2 separate regions of the Mus musculus genome follow, and region 1 is linked to region 2. A link is a loop called in an ENCODE intact Hi-C map of the cell type or tissue named here. Cell type or tissue: heart. All regions are shown on one strand. Links, peaks and the distances in the headings refer to the core of each region. The heading gives the core; the rest is flanking DNA.

Evidence for each region. A loop is a pair of places that touch in the nucleus more often than their neighbours do. Peaks named below come from ENCODE experiments on the same cell type or tissue, not always from the same donor. Only the 100,000 strongest peaks of a DNase experiment are listed, where the experiment ranks them.
Region 1: a loop joins it to region 2, with 5 times the contacts of the local background. A loop is called at or near these places in 1 of 42 quality-filtered maps.

The regions. Positions count from the first base shown.
Region 1 is chr19:46,327,383-46,333,196 of GRCm38, reverse strand. Fbxl15 (F-box and leucine-rich repeat protein 15) reads right to left here and starts at 5,013. Exons shown (of 4, transcript NM_133694.2): 1 at 4,671-5,013; 2 at 4,369-4,522; 3 at 3,604-4,109; 4 at 2,751-3,095. The coding sequence starts at 4,723. The coding sequence ends at 2,906. It overlaps Cuedc2 (CUE domain containing 2), which reads left to right. Exons shown (of 9, transcript NM_001164291.1): 2 at 496-579; 3 at 1,141-1,284; 4 at 1,379-1,440; 5 at 1,524-1,651; 6 at 1,731-1,907; 7 at 2,084-2,145; 8 at 2,217-2,277; 9 at 2,363-3,385. The coding sequence starts at 506. The coding sequence ends at 2,509. It also overlaps a transcript of Psd not described here. In heart, for the core only: a CTCF peak has its summit at 3,039 (motif pointing right); DNase peaks (open chromatin) are centred at 1,666, 3,036, 3,666, 4,746 and 1 weaker place; H3K4me3 peaks cover 1,938 bases; H3K27ac peaks cover 1,246 bases.
Region 2 is chr19:46,075,712-46,081,525 of GRCm38, reverse strand. Nolc1 (nucleolar and coiled-body phosphoprotein 1) reads right to left here and starts at 5,679. Exons shown (of 13, transcript NM_001039353.2): 1 at 5,377-5,679; 2 at 2,768-2,823; 3 at 2,505-2,650; 4 at 2,268-2,395; 5 at 1,441-1,618; 6 at 104-222. The coding sequence starts at 5,496. RefSeq lists cis regulatory regions at 5,722-5,728, 5,751-5,757 and an enhancer at 5,699-5,770. In heart, for the core only: no CTCF peak of the experiment used is centred there; no DNase peak of the experiment used is centred there; H3K4me3 peaks cover 809 bases; H3K27ac peaks cover 41 bases.

The sequences.
Region 1 (5,814 bases), core at 915-4,914, 250 kb before region 2:
GGCAAGAGGAGAGAATCCATGTAGGATTCTCCTTTACATAAGCTCCGGAGCAAAAAAAAGAAGTCCCTTTGTGCAAAGAGTGGGTGGCCTATCCTGGATGGGGGAAGGGCTGCGCTTGGTCCTGAGACCTCCTTCTTTACGGGGCTGGACAATGGAGCCTTTTGTGATTGGAGTTGGGGGCCAAGTAGCCCCTTCAGTAAGGAGATTCCTTAGCCAGAAGCATGTGACCCCCAAGACCTCAGCTTCTCCCCACAGGAGATGGGGGGTGGGCTCAACTCCCTTTGGAAGCTTTCTAGAGACAGTGCTGGACCCTGTCTGGGGCTGAAGGAGGTAGAAGTGGGTGGCCACGGGAGTGGCTCTGCTCGAAGGAGCTGGGAGGGCAACAAACATCAACAGCTGGTTCAGCCTCAGAAGGGAGAGCAGGGGCTGCTGCCCCATGGCCTAGTGGGTGGAGGCAGGCCAGAGACTTGGCAACTCTGTCTTGTGTATCTTCAGAAGACCCAGCATGGAGTTGGAGAGGATCGTCGGCTCAGCCCTCCTCACCTTCGTTCAGGCACACCTGCCAGAGGCAGACCTCAGGTAAGGGACAGGCCAGGTTCAGAGAGGCGGCTGCCAGACAATACTGTGGGCGCTGGCCAATGAAAAGGTGATTAGAAACTATTCAGCCCTCTTCTGAGGGAACTGAGTCCTGCAAGAACAGCGAGCACTCTTAACCATGGTGTGTGTGTGTGTGTGTGTATGTGTGTGTGAGAGTGTGAACGCGTGCGCACGTATGCATGTAGGTGCCCATGGAGACCACAAGAGCTGGCAGTATAGGCAGCCACTTCACATGGGTGCTGGAATTAAACTTGGATCCTCTGAAGAACAGTCAGCGCTCTTAACTCCTGAGCCATCTCTCCAGCTCTGGGGAGTTGATTTGTATTTGCTTAGATGGTCTTATCGCTCATATTGTGTCTATCACCTACACTGTATTGATGGAGGACTAAGCTGAAGGACTTGGGAGGAAGTGGGCCTCAAGGACTGAGCTGACTCAGGCCCCCATCCCCCACCCCCAGTGAAACTGTGGAGTGAGGTCTTAGGCTGGGTCGGGCTGCTGCACACATCCAGTGTCCTGCCCTGTGGACTTGTTCTTTCCTACAGTGGCTTGGATGAAGTCATCTTCTCCTATGTGCTTGGGGTCCTGGAGGACCTGGGCCCCTCAGGACCATCAGAGGAGAACTTTGATATGGAGGCCTTCACTGAAATGATGGAGGCTTATGTGCCTGGCTTTGCCCACATCCCCAGGTAAGGCTTGGGTAGGGCAAAAAGGAGGGGGCGGGCCTGGCTGGCTGGGGTTGGGGCAGAGTGGTCCCCCTCACCACCTTCTCTGCCCTTTCAGAGGTATAATAGGAGACATGATGCAGAAGCTCTCGGTGCAGCTGAGCGATGCTAGGAACAAAGGTGAGTTTGGGGACCTGGTATTTGGAGGATTCACATCCCCGCCCGAGCCCTGCCAAATCCGATACCCTCTCTGCCTCTTGAAGAGAACCTGCACCCACAGAGCTCCTGTGTCCAAGGTCAGGTGCCCATTTTTCCAGAGACCCCGAGGCAAGCTGAAAAGCTCGAAGAAGAGAGCAGGCCTCCCGCTGCTCCCGGGAACACCCTAGATGAGGTACTGCGAGAGGACCCACAAAGGGCCTCGGGGTGGGAAGGGAAGAAGCGGAACCGACTGTTGGCCTTTGTGCCCACAGGCAGCTGCGGCAGAAGAACTGCCAGGAGTCGATGTGCTCCTGGAGGTCTTCCCTACCTGCTCTATGGAGCAGGCCCAGTGGGTGCTGGCCAAAGCTCGGGGGGACTTGGAGGAAGCTGTGCACATGCTGGTAGAGGGCAAGGAAGAGGGGCCTCCAGGCTGGGACGGCCCAAGTCAGGTATCCTCTCTCAGCCCCCCCCGCCCTAGTAACCTCAGCTCCATTAGGCCTTCTTGCTAAGTGCACAGCCTGCCTGTCCTCATCGCTGCCCTTCTTGCTAAGTGCATACCCTGCCTGTCTTCATCTCTGCTCATGTTGTTACCACTGGGCTTAGCATAGGTCTCCCGTCTCTGCAGGACTTGCCCAGGCGTCTCAGAGGCCCCCAAAAGGATGACTTGAAGTCTTTCATCCTTCAGAAGTAAGTCTGGGCTGGGCAGGGCCTTGGAGGGTCTTCCAGGTGGCCGGAGCTTCACCCAGTCCGTTTGGCAGGTACATGATGGTGGACAGGGCGGAGGACCAGAAGACTCACCGACCTATGGCTCCCAAGGAGGTAAGAGGGGGTCTGCAGCTGGGGGGTGTGGAATGAGCTGTGCCAAGCCCTGGTTTTCGTCATTCATTGCTTGATTGCCTGACAGGCCCCCAAGAAGCTGATCCGATACATCGACAACCAAGTAGTGAGCACCAAGGGAGAGCGATTCAAAGATGTCCGGAACCCTGAGGCCGAGGAGATGAAGGCCACATACATCAACCTCAAGCCGGCCAGAAAGTACCGCTTCCACTGAGACAGTGCTGGATCCTGCCGAGCACTGCTGATCCCAGAGGGATGCAGACACCCTCCCATCCACCCTGTCCCTTCTGGAGGCCCTTGCTCTAGTGTTCTATTCTTGGGGCTTCCTTCAAGAGCACAGTAAAAGTGGTCCAAGGAAGGTATATGCTCATTCTGCTCATTTCTGCCCCCAGGGCAGGGAAAAAACCTGTCTCTCTGACTAGTTCCCAGCTTCCCGTCCCCTATGCACCACGCAAGAAGGGGTAAAAAGCTCTTTATTTGAAATTCCAGGGTGGGACAGGGGATTTCACAGGCCTGTCAACCACAGGCCCCCACAGTTCAGTTTCCCTATGGCTCAGGGTCAAGCCCGGGCTACACAGTCCAGCTGTGCTCCCACCCCAAGGAAAGTTAGTCAGACCTGTAGGTTGACAAAGGGTGCGAAGCCTGCCATGTCCTGGAGTAGCACCAGAGCCTGGTGCAGGGGTGGTTCCACGTCGATGTCCACACCACGCTTCCGCAAGCGGCTCAGGCTCGGTTCAGCCACATGGTGGCAGTGCCGCACCCGCAGAGAGCGCAGCGCCGGGCAGTACTCGGCCAGTGTCCTGAGGGAGGAGTATGGTGATGCTAGGTGCTGAATCTCACGGTCTGGAGGGCCAGCCCTCTAAACCCGCAGCTGGCTCCAGCAAGTTCTAGCTTTCCCTCCAGCTCAGGGTCTGCTCTTTTTTACTGTACCTAAAGGAAGGGGCCAGGAAGGAATTACAGACTCCAGGCTCATTTGGGGTTTCTGGTTCTTAGAGAGTACCAATCCATAGTTCCTTCCAGTGTTTCTAGATTACCCACCTTGTTGCAGAAATGCCAGAAATCAACTTTATGTGACATTTCTCAGTGTGTCAATCTTGGCTCCCAAGTCTGTTTATTTTTTGTTTTTGTTTTTTTTTTGGGGGGGTTGTTTTGGTTTTGGTTTTTGGTTTTGTTTTGTTTTTAATTGTACACTTTCTAGCCTAAAAAATGCCAGAGGTCTTTCTAATGGGTCTTTGACAAGTACAACCCACCTCCCTATCCCCAAAGTGACTGCCCACTTCCTACAGTACCGCCCCCATGCCCAGGCACCTGACACCGTCGCTTCCGACCCGAAGGCAGCCGGTGAGGTCTAGGTGCTCGAGCTGCGGGCAGTTTCGAGCCAACTCTTGAACCGCAGTGTCCCCAACATTGGCGTTGACTGCTAATGAGAGGCTGCGGAGGCCCGCGCCGCGTCTCTGCGCCAGGTACACGATGGCCTCGTCCTTGAGTTGACGACAGGCGGTGAGGTCTAGCTCCTCCAGAGCCGGGCAGCGGTCAGCGAGGCCACGCAGTGCCAGCCCGTCCACCCAGTCACAGTGAGCGAGGGAAAGGCGCTGCAGACGCGGGCAGCCCTCAGCCAGCGCCCCCAGGGCTCGGCGACTCAGTTGGCCGCAGCCGGCCAGCGCTACGCTCCGGAGCTGTGGATTCCGTGCCAGCACCGGCACCAGGTCCTCGTCCGACAGCCATTCGTGACACGGAGCCAGCGCCAGCTCCTGCAGCCCCTCAGCATCCCGCAGTAGCCGGGCTAGTGCCGCCCGTGGAATCTGTGGACCCACCTACGGGCGGGAGACACGGAGACTCAAGTCTGTCCCCGGGGCGGGCCACTGCCTGGCAGCCGCCTAACTTCGGGACTTTGCCCCCTGCCCTCCCAGAAGGGACACCGAGCTCCCTCCGAGCCGCTGCCCTCTGGAATTCTCCACGTCTCACCCGGGGTCGGGAAGGGTTTACCGCGCAGCAGGGGCTGGCCTGGAGGCGGGGCGACGGTGGTACCCACGCGGGGGCGTGGCGTGGGCGTGGCTCCGGGCCCCGGCTCACCTGAGCGGCGTCGAAGCGGCGCAGCCTCGCCAAGTGCAGCTGAACGAGCGCCCGGAAGGCGCGACTGACGCGCTGCAGCCGGAGCAGCTGGCGCAGCGGGACCCAGTTCAGGACGTGCGGGAGCAGCACGTCTTCCCAGGGCAGGTCCAGGAGCCTGAGGGGGAAAACGGCGTTGACGTCCCCGGGCCGCTGTTACGTGCGAGTCCTTCTGTTATACCCGAGAGTCCCGGCTGGCAAGAGGGATCCGCGTCCGGCCCAGACTCGGCTGCCCTCCCTCCCTAGGCCCCTCCAGTGCTCGGTACCTGACAGCTCCTGGTTCTTGCTCCCCTCCGGACTGCTCCATTGGTGGCTCCATCGCTGTCTACTGCGCGTGCGCAGTAAGCTCCACTCGCTTTGGCCTTGAAGCGGCTGCGGCGAGCCCGCCTCCTTGGTCGGAAGAGACAGACCGATTTAATCGAGTGCGGTCTCACTGAGAATCCTTGTCAGGAAGCTTTTCGGATGGATCCCGAAACTGAGGCAGAACGGACCAGTGATGTACCATTAGATGTCTTCTCAGCTACAGGGCTTGAAGCCCGAGGCTGGAGTAGCGGCGAGCGAACACTGCTTTCGGTCTCCGTTGCGGGCCAGTAGCCGCCTCTGAGTGGTGATGGGAGGAGCAGACAAGGCCAAAGGCAGAAGGGGCGGAGCCAGGACTCCTAGGTTACCCAGTGCCTCCTTCTGTCCTCTGGTCGCCTTTAAGCGACTTTGGAAAAAGAAAAGGGGGAGAGGCTGCCCAGACTATAACTAGCTGGTATGTACTAGGTGCTCAATAAGCAACTGCCAAAAGACTAGATTAAATGGGCGACGCTAGGGCTTTTACTCTCAAGCACACTTGTTTAAACCTGCCATTTCTTGTGAAATGCACAATCATGACATCCATCTCTTTCCACTTCAGGGCAGCGTAGTCCGGCTCTTTGCCTAAGGACAAAGGACTATATAGGACCAGCCAGGTCTGCTTTCCAGCGGTCCAGAGTCCGAGAGGAATTGCCTGCTCAGTGCAGGCCACTAGCCGTACTGCTTTGACTGGTCCTGGATTAATTGTAGGGACATTGTCTTCCCAAAGCTCAACCACTAGGCTCCCCTTTCACTGCACCCCCAGATACTAAGCCCAAGTCCCTCTCTGGAGAACCCCTGGCGTAATATTTTCCTCCAACATCTGAGGTGGGTGTGGGGCATGCGAAAGACTGTAAGACCGCTGCATCCTATCTACATGATTGCGTGCCCTTATGCAAACATTTCAGCCGCTTCGTAACGAAAACTGCTTCCCATCCTTATCAGGGGTTTGGGTACATCAGCAAAGGTAGGAAGGACCGTCCATTTTAAAGACAGGCAAATCGAGGCTCTAGGGAGAAAGCTCCCTAACCAGGATCAAACGAAGCAAGGATAAAGAACCCAGAAATCCTGGTT
Region 2 (5,814 bases), core at 661-4,660:
AATTAACATTAGAGGAAAGCGCCTTCCCAAACAATCCTGACAGAGGAAACACACGCCCCGAAGCCCCTCAACTGCATCCCTGCTACAAAGTTACAGCCCTAACCTTCTTGGGAGGTGCAGCTGCCTTCTTCTCTTCCTCTGAGTCATCGCTGCTGCTGCTGCTGCTGCTGCTGGCGGCTGCTTTGCCATTGGCTACCTTAGGCTGTGCTTTCGCTGGTGTACCTGAGAAACAAAAGCAATACTAAACAAGTTGGGAAACTTCAAAGAAAAAAAAAAAGTCCTGTTGGTTCCCACAGGACTATACGAGTATCTATAATTTTAAGGCAGGTGGGATGGCTTAGCAGGTAAAGGATGACCTGAGTGAGATGCCTAGATGGTATATAGTGATAAGAGTCACCACACACACACACTAAACAGTTTAAATGCCTTTCTCTTCAGCCCCTATCCATCAGAGGAACGAACCAGCTCGGCTGTGTGGAGTGAAAGCATAAGAGGAAAGCGGCCGTAAAAGCAGAAGAGAGCACTCGTGGGCTGTTGAGTTTGGGGGTCTAACCCTAGGCTGAGCTTAGCTTAGGTACATACATCCATGCTAAGCTAAGAAATGCCTATTAATCCCAGCCCTCCAGAGCCTGCGGTAAGAGAATCACCAGTTCTAGACCACCAGACTAAAGTGAGACATTACCTTACCCAACAAACAAATAAGTATGTATGATATATATAACCTTGGAGAGGCAGGAGGACTGAGTCCAAGCCCAGCCTGGGTCTTTAGAGCATCAATCAAAAATAAAAGTTAGCCAGGGGTGTTGGGGCACAGCTTTAAACCTAGCACTTGGGAGGCAGATGCAGGTGAATCTCTGAGCCTCCCTAGTCTACAGAGGAAGTTCCAGGACAGCCAGGGCTACATAGAAAAAGCATCTTAAAAAACTAGCCAAAGCTGGGCGGTGGTGGTGCATGCCTTTAATCCCAGCACTTGGGAGGCATAGGCAGGCAGATTTCTGAATTCGAGGCCAGCCTGGTCTACAGAGTGAGTTCTAGGACAGCCAGGGCTACACAGAGAAACCCTGTCTCAAGAAAACAAAAACAAAAACAGAATGGATGTCCTTGTGTATCCATGGCCTTATTTTTCCCCTCTAAAACTTTGAGACAGGGTCTGAGGAAACTTTCCAGGCTTAGCTGGGCATGGCGGTACACAAATGCCTTTAATCTCGGCACTTTGGGAGGCAAAGGTGTTCATGGAGAGGTGAGTGGATCTCTGAGTTTGAGGCCAGCCTGGGAGATCCAGGACAACCAAGGGCTAGCAAAACCCTGTTTCAAACAACAAATCCCAGGTGTATGGTTTAGTTCCGTCTCACCCATCTGGGGTAGAGCAGGGATCACAGGCATCTGCAGCCATGCCTGGCTAAGGGGAAGTGATGAGTTCTGCAGCTCAGCAACCCATACCTGGTTTGGCTTCGGCTTTAGTCTGAGCTTTTGCTGCCACAGCTGCCTTTGGCTTCTGGGTCTGTGGTGTTTCTTCCTCTGAGCTGGAGTCCGAATCCGAGTCTGAGTCCGACTCAGAGCTCTCTGCCTTCTTCGCAGGAGGTCTGACTGCCTTGGCTTGGGGCTTAGCTGCCTTCTGCTAAAACAAGAGAACAAAGATGGTGGCAAACACCTGTAATCCCAGCATGTGGGAGGAAAAGAACTGAGTCTAAGGCCAGCCTGCTCAACACAAAAGTTCCAGGGCAGCCAGTGCTGCACAGAGTAACTCTGTCTCAAACAAAACACACATAAGGACAATGAGCAAGAGCTGAGTGCTCAAAAGACAATAAAATGCTTTTATTTATTTATTTATTTTTCCTTTTTGAGACAGTCCTTTTTGAGACAGCCTGGGCTGTCCTAGAACTTGCTCTGTAGATCAGGCTGGCCTGGAAGCTTTATCCTTTTAGGAGTCCACTGAAAGGGCAAGAAAAACTCAAAGATACAACATATGAATATTGAGACAGAGTCCAACTGCTTGATAAAACAGTTCCTGACATCATCTTGTCAACAGCTCCCAGCAAAACACTTGTATTGTTGGGGCCCTACACAGTATCCTGAAAGAACACAAAGTCCCTGGGTAGAGGAGAATCCTGTCTACACTTGGATCACATCATTCGAGACCTCAACTTCAGCCTCCCCTTCCACATCCCAGAATTCATGCAATGCGGAGCAGCCCCCACCGCCCGCCCGACCCTGTTTCATTTCTCCACTACTCCTCTGAGGCCATCCTTACAACCGAGGCTACAAACCTGGACAGGCTTTTTCTTTTTGTCCTCTTCCTCTTCCTCACTGGATTCTTCACTACTGCTGCTCTCTGAAGCTTTGGCTGCTGCCTTTCCAGCATGCTGAGGCACACTGGCTCGCTTGACCTGTGCGGCTGAGTAGAAGTAGTGCAGGTACCCATGAGAAGTCGCCCTCAGGCAGGTGCCAGGCAGTCTCTTTGGAGCCCTCCCCCCCCCCCGCCCCCCGCCCCTCACAAGCCTTACCAGCCTTCTGTGTGGGAAGTCCCTGGGCTTTTTTGTCCTCGTCCTCACTGCTGTCCTCACTGCTGTCACTGGATGAAGTCTCTTTCTTAGCCTTCTTGGTCACTGGTCCATTTGACTGTAACTTCACCTTTGGGGCTTTGGTGGACCTGCTGATGCAGAGAAGGCTGACCTCTGAGGGATCAGGACCTTCTCAAACTAAGGAACACAGCCCAGCCCAACCCACCTAGGGGAGAACACAGCCCAAGTGCACCAGGAAAGCTTACTTGAGCCAGAAGCTATAGATGTCCAAGAGGGACGAGGCATTGGCGTCCTGCTGTGTCTGTAAGAAAGGAGGCGTGGCTAAGGAAGCAGTATGCTCCTCTGGGTCAGATTCTGTTACTCCTTGATCAAATGTAATCTGTCAGCCAGGCATGGTCCCAGCACTTCAAAGAAAGAGGCTGGCAGATCAGTGAGTTCAAGGCCCACCTGGACTACATACAGAGTTCCAGACAGCCAGGGTTATGTAAAGAGACCTTGTCTCAAAAGTTATGCTATCTCCCTACTTAACTCAAAATGGATGTTACATCTTAAGACTTTTCCTACTTGTATAACTCAGGAGGAAAATATTACGCTTACATATCACCTAACTTTGAGCGTGAAAACTTTATGGTATATCCCTGTGCCTTTCCATATCTTTTAAAGTCTTAGAAATGTTGTACCAATTGATAACAGAGCGTTAGCTGAGGGCTGGAGAGATGGCTAAGTCGCTGAGAGAGCATGTTACTCTCCCAGAGGACCTGAGTTCATTACCAGCACCCAGAACAGGAGACGCAACAGTACCTGTTAACTCCACATACAGAGCTTCTGACATCTCTGGCCTCATAATTTCTAACTATTAACTTTTTTTTTTCTAATTAAATGACTTTTAAAGGCAGAAAGGCAGGGCTAGATAGGTGGCTCAGTGGTTAAGAGCACTGTCTGCTCCTTCAGAAGACCCAGGTTCAACTCCCAGTACTCACATGGCAGCTCTCACACAGACAGACATGCAGGCAAAACACAAATGTGCAGAATAAACTGTAAGCAAACAGAAAGGTGCGAGGTACGGTGGCACGCGCCTTTAACTCTAGCACATGGAAAGGAGAGGCAAGCAGATCGGAGTTTAAGCCAGCTTGGTCTACATAGTGAGTTCAAGGACAGCCAGAACATAGAGACCCTGCCTTAAGGAGGGAGGGAGGGTGCCGAGCAGTGGTGACACACACCTTTAATCCCAGCACTTGGAAGGCAGAGGCAGAGGCAGGCGGATTTCTGAGTTCAAGGCCAGACTGGTCTACTGAGTTCCAGGACAGCCAGGGCTACACAGAGAAACCCTGTCTCGAAAAACCAAAAAAATAAAGTAAAATAGGAGGGAGGGAAGAAGAGGAGAGTAATAATGAGCACTGGCTAGATGGTCCATCAATTCAGAGCACATGGAGTTGGGGGGGGGGGTTGGGGGATGTATTACCAGATCACATGTCAGGCTGTCCCGGCTGAAAGAACTCCCTTATTATGAGACTGACCTGATCTTTCCTTTTGTGGCAAAAATCACCTTTTTGTATTTTGCTACAAAGAAGTAACCTATCTCAAAAGATCTGGTGGCCTATAACCCAAGAGTCCCAGGATCTAAGGCCTACAGCCTTTCAAGGTGTTTCCACGAACACTACAGCTTTTCTTTCATTTTTTTTCCCCCTTATTTATGTGAGTTCATCTTTGCTGTCTTCAGACACACTAGAAGAATGGGCATCTGATCCCATTACAGATGGTTGTGAGCCACCATGTGGTTGGTTGCTGAGAATTGAACTCGGGACCTCTAAAAGAGCAGTCAGTGGTCGTAACTGCTGAGCCGTCTCTCCAGCCCGCTACAGCTTTTCTTAAGGTGCAGAGTAAACATTTTGCTCTTACATAACAGCTGTCACTCACCCCATGTTCCTGTGTGCCTACAATGGAGTTACTACTTTGTGCATTTTTCTCTCAGTGAGTCTCATTCACTCAAAAGCTGTAAATTGGGCTGAGCATGGTGATATACACCTTTAATCCCAGCACTTGGTAGACAGAGACTGAGCTGAGTTCAAGGCCAGTATGGTATACAAAGTGTGCTGCAGGGCAGTAAGGCACTTAGCATGAAGAGGCTGTGACAAGAGGTACAGAAGTTCATATCCATCCTCCACTACACAAGGACTACATGAACTTTGTCTCAAACAAAAGGCTGCTGGGATCATACATGCAGAAAGCCGCAGAGCCTGGCCTAACATCACTACCTGGAGCTCCAAGCTCAGTGCCAACTTAACACAGGCGGACGCTCACTACTCCTAGAGTATACTGAAAGCAACCTATCACCACACTCATTCATTTTTTTCTTTTTAAAAAAATAAGTAAATACAATATGAAGTCCTAGCTATCATTACTTCGCAATTTATCCCTGCACTCACTCATCTTCTTTTGTAAAAACAAACAAGTGTATAAATAGAATCCAAGCCTTCATTACTAAAATCTTTGAGTCTCAGGTAAAACTGCAATTAAGGGTAAGTCCAACAAAAAGTACAGAAGAACCACGCACCGCCAACCCAATGCTCCCGGAGGGATCTAGCGCCACATGTCCTGGGTCACGAGGGACCCATGCCTGTCACCGCTGCAAAAACTCACACCAAGTAAAAGCCGTAATACTCGGAGCTAGCTAGTCAGACATGGTGGAAGGAGACACCGAGACCTCCAGCCTGAGGAAGGTCCGCAGAGAAGCTGGGCAGACAACGGACTGACAGACCCCAGCCCTCGCCTCCTTAACTTCTAAAGCCGACAAGGCCTAGATTAGCTCGGAGAGTCGTCCCACCCCGGCCCGCAGACCAAACCAAGGACTCACAGCGCCGGTCGCTTTTGCAAATTTACTGGCCACCTCCGAGAGTTGGCTATCCCGCAGAAATCTGAGCACAAGGGGATAAAGGTCGCTGGGAACCACGCGGCGCAAGCCGGTATCCGCCATGCTCCGGGTAAAACGCGTCACTACCGTTGCGCACGCGGCACGACTTAAGAACACCAAAGCACAGCCCGGGTCGAGGGCGGGTCCAGTGTCGTCATCAAGTCGCGCGCGGCGCGCAGCGGAAAAGAGTGGCGCACACGAGGTCGCGTACCCTCCACCCGGGAGGAGAGACCCAGACTAAATCTAGAAGTTGCTTCCGGTCCCACACGCGTCATCATCCTGCAGGGGGCGGAGCCCACGAGCCGCCCACTAAGGAGGCGGAGCTTCTACGTCAGATGCCACGCTCCTGTCCGAGGCGGGAAAACTTGCAAATTCCCGCGC